Linked DNA regions of Mus musculus: region 2 is linked to region 1. The links are chromatin loops, found by intact Hi-C in ENCODE. Cell type or tissue: gastrocnemius. All regions are shown on one strand. Each heading gives the region's core, and the rest is flanking DNA. Links, peaks and the distances in the headings are about the cores only.

Region 1 (7,959 bases), core at 1,749-6,748:
TGTACCTGGGGCTCACCAACATTTTTGACAGGACTGCTAGCAAGCCACAGGGATCCTCCTGTTTCCACCTCCCAGCCTGGGATTTCACTTGCACAACCATACTCAGCATTTTTAAGTGGGTCTTGGGGATTGAACTCAAGTCCTCGTGCTTGCAAGGTTATCACTATACCAACTGACCTATATCCTCAGCCCAAGATTTGAAACTTTAAGTTACATGGCCTGATTTTCCCCCCAGGCAGGCAGCATCTAAAGAGGAATTTCTCCTTACAACAGACAATCAAATAACACCTGTGGCTTAGGTTCCAACTGAACTGTCATTCTCCATTTAACTAAACATGGTAGACACATACTGGATTTTCAGAATGAGACTGTCCACACCTCCTGTCTCAGCCTTAGTGGCTCTGGTGGAGGCTTCCCTTCCTCTAACTGCCTCCTCTTTCCAGCCTCTCACTTCCCCTGGTGCAGAATTACAAAACCAACTGCATTGAGAGCATATTGGAAAAAGCGTTAAGTCAACAAGTTATATTTTCTTTGGAAAGGAAGAGCAGCGAGTGGAAAATGAACAACAGTTCAGATCAGGTTAACAGAGTCCTTAGCTGGAAAAAATCCTCTCCAGTTTCCCATGATGGATACAGCACATTCATTCAGCTGCCCCCTGTGGCTCCTGGAGCATAAGACATGTTCAAGTTTCCAGCATATTCAGCAAGTGTGGTGGTGGAACAAAGAGGGTTTCAGCTGAAGCATGCATGACCCCAGGTTATATAATGAAGAAGACAGGAATGCCAGCTAAACAGATGCAGATATTCTTGGGTCAGAGTCTTGTCAATTACAATCTCCTTTGGTTAGATGGTCAAGAGCATTGCCTATAAAACTTATACTTACTCTGTAAAAGTTGGGGTTAGAGTACGTCAAGGACATGGCTCAGTTGTCAGAGTACTTTCCCAGCATGCATGAAGGCCAGTGCCCAATAGCTCATAAACCTGGTCTGGAAGCACAAAGCTGAGAGCTTAGTACCATAGAGGTGCAGGAAGGCGAATCGGGAGTTCAAGGTCATCCTTGGCTAAGATAGGAGTTCAAGACCAGCATGGGGCTACACAAGATCCTGTCTTTAAAAAATAATGAAGAAAGAGTACTAATGAGTCACAAAGAGATACTAGATTCTCACTGTATAACTGGAAATAGGTGCTACTCAAACATGGGAAAACCTCTTCCTCTATACCTCTCTCCCTCTGACATGCCAATCTTGGTTGGAATGGGTATTATTTTAAACTGAGTTGTTAAGCAGCGGTAACCTTGCTTGAAAGCAGCGCTTTCAGTTTTTATTAAATCATACACGTGTGCCTTCTTTCCTGGTTTGAAGTGTGCATTCCCTTCAGCTCTACAGGGTCTGAGAGTTCTGCAGATTTGCTGGCCTCTGGAGTCTTCTATGGAAGATTTCCAAGAGCCAAAGCTGTGCAGTGTAAATTTCACGGTTTTATGAGGACCATTCATTTTACTTCATCCTGAGAGGAGCCAAGGAGCTGTTTCTCTTTTTTTCCAGTTGGCATTCAACTGAATATCTGACTTAGAAAATTCCTGACTGAGTGTATAGGTGTTTCGTGCACAAGCCCATGCTATGCTCAACAGCTTTTGAAAGGAGATGCCTGGCATGAAAAATTACCAGTGCTTAAATGGAACGGGATGGGACCTGCTCTATCTCGTTCAAACATCTTCTGTGTCTGAGGAAGTGAAAGATGGTTGTCTTGCTCAGTACATAAAATGAAACTAGACAACTTACAGTGATTGTGTGAGTTTCTAATTTGCTTTCGATTCAAACAATATGTCAGGAGAGTTCATACCTAGAATATATAAATAATCATAAAAATTAAGTTCCAATCAACAAATTAGCCAATGAGCTGAAGAGACAGTTTTCAAAAGAAGAAACACAAATGAAAAATAAGTACTTGAAAAAGTGCTTGACACCCTTAACCACCACAGAAATGCACACTGAAGTTGCTTTGAGCATCCATCTCACCCCAGTCCAGATGGCTATCCTGAAAACAAATGGTAATGCTGGCCAGGATGTAGATAAAAGAGGATGTCGGATGAAACTACTGTGCAGATTCCTTAGAAAACTAAAAGCAAGACTACCATATGACCCAACTGCAATATTTCTGGATATACTGTCTGAAAGTCACTAAATCAACATAGCACACAGACATTTGTGTTTATTGCCACACTGAAAATTCATGATCACTAGCAAAAGGAAGCAGCTGAAATGTCCATCAGTGGATGAGTAGATAAAAAAGCATGGTGGACATGCACACATTGGGGTTTTATCAGTCATGAGAAGGAACAAAATCATGACCTTTGCAGCAATGCAGATGGAACTGGAGATCATTGTATTAAGCAAAATAAGATTCACAAAGACAAATACTATATGTTTTCCCTCACATTCAGGCTCTTAGTTTTAAGTATGCATGTGTGTGCATGTGTGTGCATGTATGTGCATGTGTGTGTGTGTGTGTTATGAAAGTAGAAATAGGGGTGAGGTAGGGAAAGCAGAGGCTTTAAGGAAAGAGGAGAGAAGAGAAAGCAGGAAGGACCACTACACTCACGAACTCACAGCACCTGAGGCTGCCTGGCCACAACCTGTGCAAGATCAAGCTTGTCAGCATTCTAGTATGGAGTGTCAAGGGCTTCATAAGCCTCACCACCCCACCTTCCCATCTGAGAAGCTGTGTACAATTCATGGTGTGGAGAAAAGAAAGTAGTTTGTTAAGGGAGTGGCTCATGGGAGATACCACATGGCCTGTGCCCCACAGGGGCACAGAAATACAAAGACAACACAAATCAGAGTTGATAAATTTTTATATAGTAGTACATGAAATCCAGAAGAAATGAGGGTGGATCTCAGTTGGAGGTAGAGGAAAACTTGGGGATAAATATGATCAAAATACATTGTAAGAAACTCAAAATTAGTTAATAAAACATTTAGTTAACTAAACAAAGAGAAAGGGAGGAAAGAAATAGAAATGGAGCGAAGAAGTATATGTAACATGTAAGCAGAAGAGGGTGTGGTTCAGGAAGAGAGAAAGAACCCAGCAGGAATGACATAGAAGAGCTGGGGAAGGAAGGCAGATAAGAAGTCACCATGGCATATACATATATTTAAAATGCTGTCATGACTCAGTGTGTGAACTGGGACGTTTATTAAAGATCACATCAAATCATATGTTCAGCAGGAAGCATCCCTGACAGCGCACTCGCTTTTATAGCTAGCTTAAGGTTCTTTAGACCCATTAGAAAAAGATGCAGTTCTCATTCTAAAAAGAATGCAAGCAAATTAGTTTGTACAAAAAAAAAAAAAAAAAAAGCAATATGTAGCCTAACAGAGTTTCTCCCAATGGCACTGCCTTTGTTGGATTTTGTTACTAAGATAAAAAGACTCTAACAAAAAAGCAACTAGGGGAGGAAAGGGTGTGCTTCAGCTTACAGTTCCATGTAACAGTTTATCACTGAGGAAATTCAGGGCAATAACTCAAGTCAGGGACCTGGAGGCAGGAAGTGAAGCAGAGACTGTGGAAAACATCACTTGCTGGCTTGTTTCCTGGCCCACATTCAGCTATCTTTGCTACAGCCCAGGTTCACTGCCCAGAGTGGGCTGAGCCCCCCCACCTACTTCAATTAGCAGAAAGAAAATGCTCTGCTGACATGCCCACATGCCAACCTGATCTTTATGTGTGGTGTGTGTGTGTTTCTGCACATGTGGGTGCACACGTGAATGCTGGTGTGTATGTATGTATATATGAGAGCATACACATGTGTGAGAACATGTATGTGAAAGCCAGAAGCAAACCTCAGGCGTCATCCCAAGGCATCTACTTTGCTTTTTGAGACAGGCTCTCTCACTAGCCTGGAACATGATGACCACACTAACCCCAGGGACCCACCTGTCTCTCCCTTTCCATCACTGGGATTATAAGTGAGCACCACCATGTCTGTGAGCACCACCATGCCTGTGAGCACCACCACGCCTGTGAGCACCACCACTCCTGTGAGCACCACCATGTCTGTGAGCACCACCATGCCTGTGAATTAAGCTCAACTCTTCATGCTGAAGCAGCCACCACTTTACTAAGGCATTCCCCTGGTCCCTACTTATAATGTTTTAATAGAGAGCATCTGGCTTGGTCTGTCCAACTCTGACAATTAATTCCCAGAGTCTATGATGAGACAGACATTCTAACTTACACACTTGGCTCTTCAAAACTTTTATCAAGACTGTGTTTTGGATAAAGAGGACAAAGGAAGATAGCTGTCTCAAAGGCAGCAAAGCCAAGGTCTATGCCCTGAGAAACGATGACTGCCCAAGTCTCGGCATCCTTCCTTGGGCCATTGTGAGACTGCAGGCCTGGCTTGGTTGCTGTTCTATGTCTGACTGCAAAACAAGCTTGTTCCAAAATGCCATGGTCATTCTAAGGTGGACCCTATTATCCTGCATTTTTATATCATTGACTTTTTTTAGTTTCAATACACGAAGGCATGATTTCCTAGCCACAATTATTCCCTCTTCTGTGTCAGACTGGTTCACCACCCCCCACCCCACCCCCCCCACACACACACATGGAGAACTAGATTTTAAAAAAAAAAACATTGCTATATACTCTCTCAAACATGAAAAGTACTCTAAAGACCTTAGCCACTTGCAGCCTTTCTTTTCTTATTCTGTCTACAGTGCCAAGATGACGCAGGATAAAGCACTCCCTGCCATATGGGAAGGATGCAGTGTGGGGTGGAAACCTGTCTGTCAATCTTCTACCAGCTGCCCTATCTCCCAATCTTCCCAAGGCCCCTCCTGAGTTTGTAAGGCCTCCAGACCTTAGCCTTCTCATGCTCTGCTGATATTGCCAGCTTCTACATCTGTCTCTCCCTCTAGAATGCAAACAATTTAAGGGGTTGTCCATTCATCTGCAGGTCCTAGGGCCAGTGCTGAGTTTCCACAGAGGGACATCTCAGCAACGTTCAGCTAAAGCAATAAACAGAAGCATTTCCTCACTCCATGATCTGTCTGTGATTCCACCAATTATGAGAGGCTTCACCTGTGAGACAGACAACCACTAATGGAACATCATGACTCCCAACTCTACAACATGTTCCAATTGTAAGCTTTTTACCTTGATTTCAAGCATGAAACAGGAAAGGGACACACACAAAAGATGTTGAAACCAAGCATGGTAGTGCATGCCTTTAATTCCAGTACTTGGGAGGCAGAGGTAAAGGCAGAGAGATCTCCATGAGTTCAAAGCCATTCTGGTCTACATAGTGAACTCTAAGCCAGATCTACATAGTGAGACACTAGTTCAAAAAAGAAGGAAGAGGAGGGGGAAGAAGAGTTGAAGTCTAGTTAATATCACTTATAGTTTTCAGATAACTTTTCTTTTTCTTTCATTTTTTTGTTTTTTGATTGGTTGGTTAAGTTTTGGGTTTTTATTTTTGGTTTTGAGACAGGGTTTCTCTGTGTAGCTGCCTTCATTAGCTGTCCTGGAACCCACTTTGGAGACCAGGCTGGCCTGGAACTCACAGAGATCCACCTGCCTTTGCCTCCCGAGTGCTGGGATTTAAGGCATAGACAACCAACCATGTCCAGTGGTCAGATAACTTTTTAAATTAAAAAAAATGGTTTATGCTTGTGTGCTGTGTGTATAATGTAGGGGATAAACTCAGGCTGTCAGCCTTGAGCAACAAGCACCTTTTCGCTAGACAAGCATATGCCTTTCTGCAACCCAGATAAATGCTTTTGCCTCAACTTAGTTTATATATTTATGACTTTCAGCTTTCCACTCAGACTAGAGTCTGTGTCAGATTGAAATGATCCTCCTTCCCTTCTGATCACCAGGGTAACGAAAGACACCCCAGGGGTGTCTGTCTTCATTTCAGGTTGCTCTGAAGCTGAACTTCAGAAAGAGTGTAAGTATTATTTATGGTTGCTAACAAAGCAGCTTCCAGAAAGAGGATCAGTACACCTAAAGGGGAAGTACATGAGCCACCGGGCAAGGCTGTAGGAAAGCTAGCTCATTCACCATCCACCTAGGGGAACACGTCGCTGAAGACGTGCCAGGTCACAAAGAAGCTGCTGGCACTTTTAATCAGAAGTTCCCCCACGGCCATCAGCAAAGCTTTGTCTCTGACAAAAAATGAAAAATATCTCTTTCCATGGTGATACACGCCTGCCACTGTGGCAGAAAAAAAAGTTATGCAAATTATTTTTTAAACTAATAATTATAATCATACACATATATGCATTTATAAATATACATTACGGTGCTGGGGATTGAACCCAAGGCTATCTAGCCCAGCTGCTACATTTCCATGTGCTGCACAGTTTTATAAATACACTCCATATATGCGTTATGTGGAGCTCTAATTGACTTGAAAAGGAAATGACCTCGTATAGGACTATCTGGTTCTAAGTCTCAAGCATCAGGAATAGAAGCACCTTCTATTTCCAAGGGTGGACTTGGGAGTTGGGGAGAACTCGACTCTAACCCTGAGTCTGTCATTTCCTCCCTCTGTGGACTTGGGACCGTCTCTAGGGTTAGACGAGAGCCTCCGTTTAATGCGTTGAGAAAGGCTGGCAGAAGGTAGGTGCTCTGTGCAGGTGAGCCCTGGGCTTTGGAACCACAACAGAAGCCCACTCGCCTCCTCTTTGCACACTCTCTGCCCCTTAATTTCATTTGCTTTCAGCCTTCCCAAGGTCAGCGGCTGCATCTACTTCTGCCTGTAGCATCCCCTACTCGTCCTTTTATGACTGACCCAGAACCGAGGTACTGAACCAGCTTCTCAACTCTAGCCCGCCCCAGAATCATAGCCCTGTCCACGACATAGTTCTGCACAAAATCCCCAAAGCTCCTGCTGCTGCACATCTCCCTGTAGCATCCCAGATGCTCCTCTGTGGGCCTTTGGATCTTTCCGGGCGCTTCTCCAACTTACAGCCTCGTTTTCAATCACTCTGATATACCTATTCCTAGGCGGTATTGAATGTCTATGGGTGGTCTGTAGTCTTGGTCACATGACTCCTTAATCACACGGTCCTTCCCTTATGTTTTAACAACTAAGGCTGGAGCAGGCAAGATGCCTAGGTAAGTGAAGGGACTTGCTACTTGCTACTAACCCTGATGACCCAAGGTTGATTCCTGGGACTCCCACTGTGTTACACTGGTCCCTTGTGTCACAGGAACCATTAAAACAGAAAATCAGACCAAGCCCTTCTCATTGCTCCTAAGCTCAGCAGTGGAGGGTGGAGGCTGGCTTGCTGCCCTCCCTCCTTGACAGAATGTATGCTTCTAGCCTCATCAAGGTAATGTAGATTCATCTTTTGGCCATGTAGCTTATATGAACTTGGCCATGATGTGTACTCAGATTCGCTAAAAATATCTCAATTTATACATGGATATGCACGGAAAACTAAACAAGTATATTGGGTTTTATTGCTTGTTTGAGGGTCGACTTAACAATACTAACAAAAAAAAAATTAATGCTATTAAGACAGGGTTTGGTGAAATCTTCTGATCAATTTCAGAATACCAGAATTCAAACAATAAAGTTTCATTCCCTGGCAGTTCTAGGGATGGAATCCAGGTTCTGGTGCATGCTAAGCAAATGCCCTGCCACTGAGCTATGCTCCTAGAGCACTTAGCATAGTGCTATATTAAATACACTCACTTAACAGAGTGTTGTAGACCAGTGGTTCTAACCTGTGGGTCACAATCGCTTTTCAAGGTCAAATGACCCTTTCACAGGGGTAATCTAAGACCATCAGAAAACACATTTACATTACAATTCATACTAGTAGAAAAATTTCAGTTATGAAGTAGCAGTGAAAATAATATTATGGTTGGGGTCACCACACCGTGAGGAACTGTACTAAGAGGGCACAGCATTAGGAAAGCTGAGAACCATTGCTACAGACTGCCAAAC
Region 2 (6,403 bases), core at 1,404-6,403, 61 kb before region 1:
CTGGTGAAGGTTCCCGGGATTTTAAGGCATCAATCAAATAAATGATGTATGTCCCACTAATCTTTATCAACGTTTTGTTTTATTATATCATATTTTATTGAGTTCTTGAGGTGGAGTCTTTGCATAGCCCAGGCTGGCCTGGAACTCACAATCCTCCTGCCTTAGCCTCATAAGTGCTGAGAGTACAGGCCTGGTAACCTCACTACAGAAAGACAGCATCACACAGAGGAGACTGAGAGGCAGAAGAGCCACATTTCCCCTCCAACATGGCTGAGTGAGCCTGACCAAACCTGTTCTTTCTTAGGCTTCACTTCTCCATAACAAAAATGAGGGTAACCATGGCTCTGGAACCTTGTGGGATATATCTCCAGATCAAATCCGTGGAAGAAGCATGAGACACATGCCGAGAACTCTAGTTTGGAAAGGCCATGAAGGTCAGTATCTATCTGATGGCGTTGGGAGAACTCAGAAATTCCTGAGCAGAAACCCCGAAATCAGCACAATGGACAGAATATCTGTCACTCAACACACAATGATCGCTCAGGCAATATGTACTGTTTGAGGGCTAGCCTAAGCATCCAGACAATGCCAAGAGCATGGAGAGCCTTGAGAAACTTATCGAGAAGCCAGTGGTGTTATGTGAGGAGAGGGGAAACATGACTGAAAAGTATGTCCAAGAGGTCCTGTTTTCTAGTTTGTGCTCTTTCCATCTGTGTTGCTGTGTCCAGTTCTTTTTCCTGGGTAGAACTTGACAGAGCCATTTCTAGACAATGAAGATGGAGGTGTGCCCCTCTCTCCCTTTTCATCTCCATCTCAGTCACCATCCCTGTCCTTGTCCCCCTGTTCCCATCCCCTTTCCACCTCCTCCCCTCTCTCTCTCTCTCTCTCTCTCTCTCTCTCTCTCTCTCTCTCTCTCTCTCGCACACAAACAAACATACACACTCAACACACAAACACACACCAATAGGCAACAAGCCCCAGAATGAGATTTTGATAGTTCAGCCCATTCTGGCATTGCCTCAGATCTTCCTAACAGGACACAAGCCTTTTGTCTCAGTTTCTCTTTCGTGAGAGCTTACAGTGAATTTGAGTATGGGTTTAGGAGTGTCCAGGGTTCTTTTATAATGAATCAGATGAAGTTTCCTTTCTGAAGGCATCTCCCCCTAGCCTGATCACCCTCTCCACCCACACCTTCCTGCTGGTTTGATGCTTCCCACCACCATGGCTAACATGCTCCAGATGTTCAAACCCATCAGTGTCCCTGAACAAATTCTGAACTTTAATCCAGAGAGGATTTTATTATAATCTACTGTCAACCTTTTGTCTCCAGGGAAACGTCATTCAAGCAATAAGCAGTGATATGATACCAACGCCACACTTGCTACTGAACTAGTATGAGGACCTGGTACATGGTCCTGTCTTCCAAGAGCCCCTTCAGAAGGAAAACAGTCACAGCATGAGAAGATGTGGTGCAGAGTTAAGAGCAAAGCACTTAGGGATACTGAGGGACACCTCCTCATCTGCAGCTCATGAGAGCTAAGTACCAGCACCTTGCTAACTAAGGCCAAAGTCTGACATTACCCCAAAGCCCTGGGCTTAGTGCAAAATGGCAGACTCCCTTTACTAGCAGGGCTTTTCCTTCTCTGACCTTGTCTGGGGAGTGCGAAACTCCCATACCCTCTACCTGCAGAATGCTGCATAGCCTTGGTTAGATCACAGATTTAGCTTCCTTTCTCCCAGTAAGAACCTGGTCAGCAAGCACCTGAGATTCCAGAAATGCCTTACTATGATAGTGAGGCATCTCAGCACCTTGGCCTTTGACCTTTGCCACCCTGGACATTTTTACCACTACCCAAAACTATATAACTAAGTATCAGGGCAGCCCAAGGCTGGTTTCAGAGTGAATGTCATCTTGCTACATGAGTCTAGACTATTCAATTAACTTCTCAGATACTTTATATGCCAAGTGAGAATAGAGTATGCGGCCAGTGACTTTTATGAACAATAACAAATGAAGTAGTTTACAGAGTTATAGATTTTAGAGCTAAAAATCACCTCAAAAGATCATTCCATGCAAGAGATCACTCAGGGCTCTAGAGAGCCATACAAAAGTCAGAGTGAAGCAGTCAATTTTGCCATGGTCCTCTGCAGTTTTAAAGAAATCTCTACTCCAAGGAAGCCCAGTAGTGGCTTGGTGACCCAAACCTTCTTTCTAGCAAGTGGAATTCTGTTCACCAGTTGGCCTCTGTCTCTTGAAAATTTTGTTGTACATTTAAGCAAACCTTAAAATTGTTTCGATAAATTTTAGCACTGAGAGATGGCTCCATGGGCTTGCTTCATAAGCATGAACTGAGCTTGAACAAAGCTGGGTGAGGCACACCTTTATAGTCCCAGTGCTGGGGATGCTTGGACAGGAGGAGCCCTGGGGCTCACTGGCCAGTCAGCCAAGGCTACTTAGTGTGTTCCAGGGCAGTCAGAAAATTTACCTAATTAAAAAGGAGGAGGAGGAGGAGGATAAGAAGAGAAAGAGAGAGAGAGAGAGAGAGAGAGAGAGAGAGAGAGAGAGAGAGAGAGAGAGAGAGAGAAAGAATTCTTAATTAGGTAAAAGGAAAATAAATGATGCTAAAAATTGTGAGTAGAGCCAAGGTAAACAAGAAAGGATTTTTAGAATACCTGTGTTCTTGAGATTTTTTTAAACAATCACTTATAAACACTCAGGTTAAACTATCATAGGTTTACATGCATACATGTGTTGTGCTGTACTGTTTGAAAAGTCATCTCATTTTATTTCACATGAGCTACACTGAGCCACGTAGCATCCCTTGAGGAAAATGCTGCCACACATGTCTTATTCTCTCCTTGCATGTGTTAGGACCTGTGTTAGTCTGTGTTCTCTCACTGTAACAAATGCCTGAGATCATCCACTTATAAAGATTAAAGGTTTCATGTGGCCCACAGTTTTAGATATTTCAGTCTATGACTTGCCTCATTTCTTGGGGCTTGAGGGGCATTGCACAAGGCAGTTTATCATAGGAGAAGCCCATAGTTCTATTTACCTCAGGACAGAGAATTAAGGAGCTATGGTCCTACTACCCCCTTCAGGGGTATGTCTCCAACAGTTAGAAAACCTCCCCCTAGACCTCACCTCTCAAAGGTTCTACCACATTTCACAAGTAACAAGCTAGGACCAAGGCTTGAACTCACAGGTCTTTGGGCAATGTTCTAAATCATAACTATAGCGGCCTCAATGAAGCAAGAGTGTGCAAGACTGGATGTTGATGCCTGCTCCAGCCCTGCCAATTGTCAGCATGGGACTAATAATACCAGCTCCAGGCCTGTCTGATCTCCAGCATGTGCTCGCTCTCTTGTATCCTTGCTGGCTTGTTGTGTCTACACCATGCAGAGCGTCAGTTCTCAGGAAACTAGGCTGGAGAGTGTCATGTCTTCGAGGCCAAGACAGACACATACAATTTGAACTACAAAGCATGCGTGTGGTCACCATAAAGATGCATTAGCTTATGTCACAGGCTGTGGAGTGTCAGAGAAAGGTATAGCTTAGCTGCCTGGGAGATGAGAAAATCTTCATGGCTCGTAATGGCAGGAAAGAGCTGTAGTGAAGCCATGGAAGCTGGGACCACTGTGAGCAGACAGAAGCAGGAGGTGCAAGGTGCACTGAACACTAAAGGGGAGTGTGAGAGAAAGCTAGGGATGTGTGGCACCCTGTGTAAACACTAAGCAATGGGCACTGGTCTTAGAGGAGGCATGGGGGAATAGTCTGACCCATACTGCATGTGTGTTGTCCAGAGAAACTCACCAGTTAATATTCTCACAGACTGACATACAGAGAGAGCTTTATTGTGATGGCTTAACTAAACAAGAAAATGCCCTCATAGCATGCCCAGAGACAGCTTTACCAGCAACCCTGGCATCCCTTAGTCCTGAGGAGGAGACACATAAATTAACTCTTGTGTATATTGTGGAGTATCTGATAGCCATGATGCAAACATTTACTTAATTCGTGAAGTTGTGTAAGCCTCTAGAGGGACTAAAAGTTGCCCATCCTGAAGATTTGTCTGGCAACAGTGTTGGGTCTGGATTAGGGTACTTTTTCCTGTAAGTAAAAGGATAATGGGATCACCTTAATGAGTGAACAAACAAACACAGAGATGGAACTGAAAATCATTATAAAAGTAATTCAGGCCCAGAAACCAAATATTACATTCACAAGTGGACCAGTGACTTTAATTCATGGTGTGTGTGTGTGTGTGTGTGTGTGTGTGTGTGTGTGTACATGTGAGTGTGTGTGTGTACATATGAATATGTGTATATACATGTAAATGTATGTGGACATATGAATACGTGTGTATATGTGTGTACATATGAATGTGTGTGTACATGTGTGTATGTTGTGTACATGTGAGTGTATGTGTGTACATGTGTGTATGTTGTGTACATGTGAGTGTATATGTGTGTATGTGTGTGTATGGGTGTGTATGTATGAGTATGTATGTATTGTGTGTATGTAAGTAAGGCAATAGGTTATGAAACTATAAAGCGGATTCTGAGAGATGGAAAAGAGGTCTTAAGAGGGTTGCAGGGGTGAGGGAGAGGTTACAGACATGGTATGTCATGAAGCAGAACAGAGGCTTCTGAGGAGGAGACCAGTGTGGGTGTGAATCAACAAAAACAAGGTATGAGACTGAAGAGATGCTCAGACAGTAAAGTGCTCACCACTCAAGCCTAAGGACTTGAGTTCAGTCTCCCAGAAGGCAGGTGAGAATGGCAGGCACTGGTGTGCACCTTTAGCCACAGTACCAGGATGCTACAGATGAGAGAACCCATCTGGCTTGCAGACCAACCAGCCTAGCCAAATCTGGGAGAGATTCAGCAAGAGACCCTGTCTGGTAAAAAAGTGTGGAAAGTGATAGAGAACGACCCAAAACCAACCCCTGGCTACCACATGCATGTATACACACGTGTTCACACATACTCATAGCCATACATGCATTTGCACACACAAAGGAAAGCTATATGTATGAACTATTATAATAAAACCTGTTACTTTGTATGCTATTTTTGTTGTTTAAGACAAGGTCTTGCTCCATAGCCTTGGCTGGCCTGGAACTCACAGAAATCTGCTTGCCTCTGTTACCCATGTGCTGGGATGAAAGGCTTATAGCACCTCAACAAGCTGCATACTAATTTAAAAAATAACAATTGTGGTGGTTTGAATAGGTTTGACCCCCACAGATTTTTGTGTTTAAATGCTTGGCTCATAGGGAGTGGCACTATTAGGAGCTGTGGTCTTATTGAAGTTAATATGACCTTGTTGGAGGAAGTGTGTCACTGTGGAGGCAGACTTTGTGGTCTCATATATAAGCCCAAGCTACATCCAGTGTCTCTTCTGCTGCCTACAGATTAAGAACTCTCAGCTCCTCTAGAACCATGTCTGCCTGCACACTGCCATGATGATAATGGACTGAATCTCTGAAACTGTAAGCCAGTCCCAGTTAAATGTTGTTCTTTGTAAGAGTTGCCTTGGTCATGGTATCTGTTCACAGCAATGAAACCATAACTAAGACAACAATAATAAATATTAAAGAAAACAATAAAGATCACTTTGATGCAGGGAAATCACTGACTGAAGTCAAACGCAATGCAGAAGAAAAAAAAAATCAGCTGCTGAGGAAAAATCCCAGAAGAAAGACTAGTCTTTGAAACTAAACCATTACTATAATAATATTATTTTATTTGGGGCAATTCATGGAACTTAAGAGTGTTGTTGTCATAGTGAAGGTGTCTTAAGACTGGCATTGTCTAGGGCACTTTGGGGGTTGAAAGAGCACCTGGCCCCGTTCCTCATAACTTTCTTTTTTTTTTTTTTGTTCTTGTTTTTTTTTTCCATTTTAAATTAGGTATTTAGCTCATTTACATTTCCAGTGCTATACCAAAAGTCCCCCATACCCACCCAGCCCCACTCCCCTACCCACCCACTCCCCCCTTTTGGCCCTGGCGTTCCCCTGTACTGGGGCATATAAAGTTTGCGTGTCCAATGGATCCACCCCATAATCAGCATCCAAACGCTGACACCATTGCATACACTAGCAAGATTTTATCAAAAGGACCCAGATGTAGCTGTCTCTTGTGAGACTATGCCGGGGCCTCATAACTTTCAAGACTCAAGAAATATGGAATGGAGGCTCAGTCCCTTACAGAAGCCTGAAGGCAACTGAGCGTCTATATCTGACTGGATGCAGGGAAAGGAACTAGTGATGACCTCAGAGGAAAGTCAATTTTTAAAAAGTATGTGTTCTGAGGCAATGACTCGCTGGTCAAAACGCAGGGATTGCTGCTCAGGTCCCCAGAACCCACCATATAAATGCCAGCCTAGGAAGTGGAGACG

Evidence for each region. Peaks named below come from ENCODE experiments on the same cell type or tissue, not always from the same donor. Only the 100,000 strongest peaks of a DNase experiment are listed, where the experiment ranks them.
Region 2: it touches region 1 in a loop (8-fold over the local background); 2 of 42 quality-filtered maps call a loop at or near these places.

What each region holds. Positions count from the first base shown.
Region 1 is chr2:3,572,160-3,580,118 of GRCm38, reverse strand. The region is part of intron 1 of LOC108168726; the gene reads right to left. Among named protein-coding and RNA genes, the nearest start is that of Cdnf, 63 kb to the right of the region's middle. In gastrocnemius, for the core only: no CTCF peak of the experiment used is centred there; DNase peaks (open chromatin) are centred at 3,641 and 4,788.
Region 2 is chr2:3,633,873-3,640,275 of GRCm38, reverse strand. The region is part of intron 1 of LOC108168726; the gene reads right to left. Among named protein-coding and RNA genes, the nearest start is that of Fam107b, 76 kb to the left of the region's middle. In gastrocnemius, for the core only: no CTCF peak of the experiment used is centred there; a DNase peak (open chromatin) is centred at 3,315.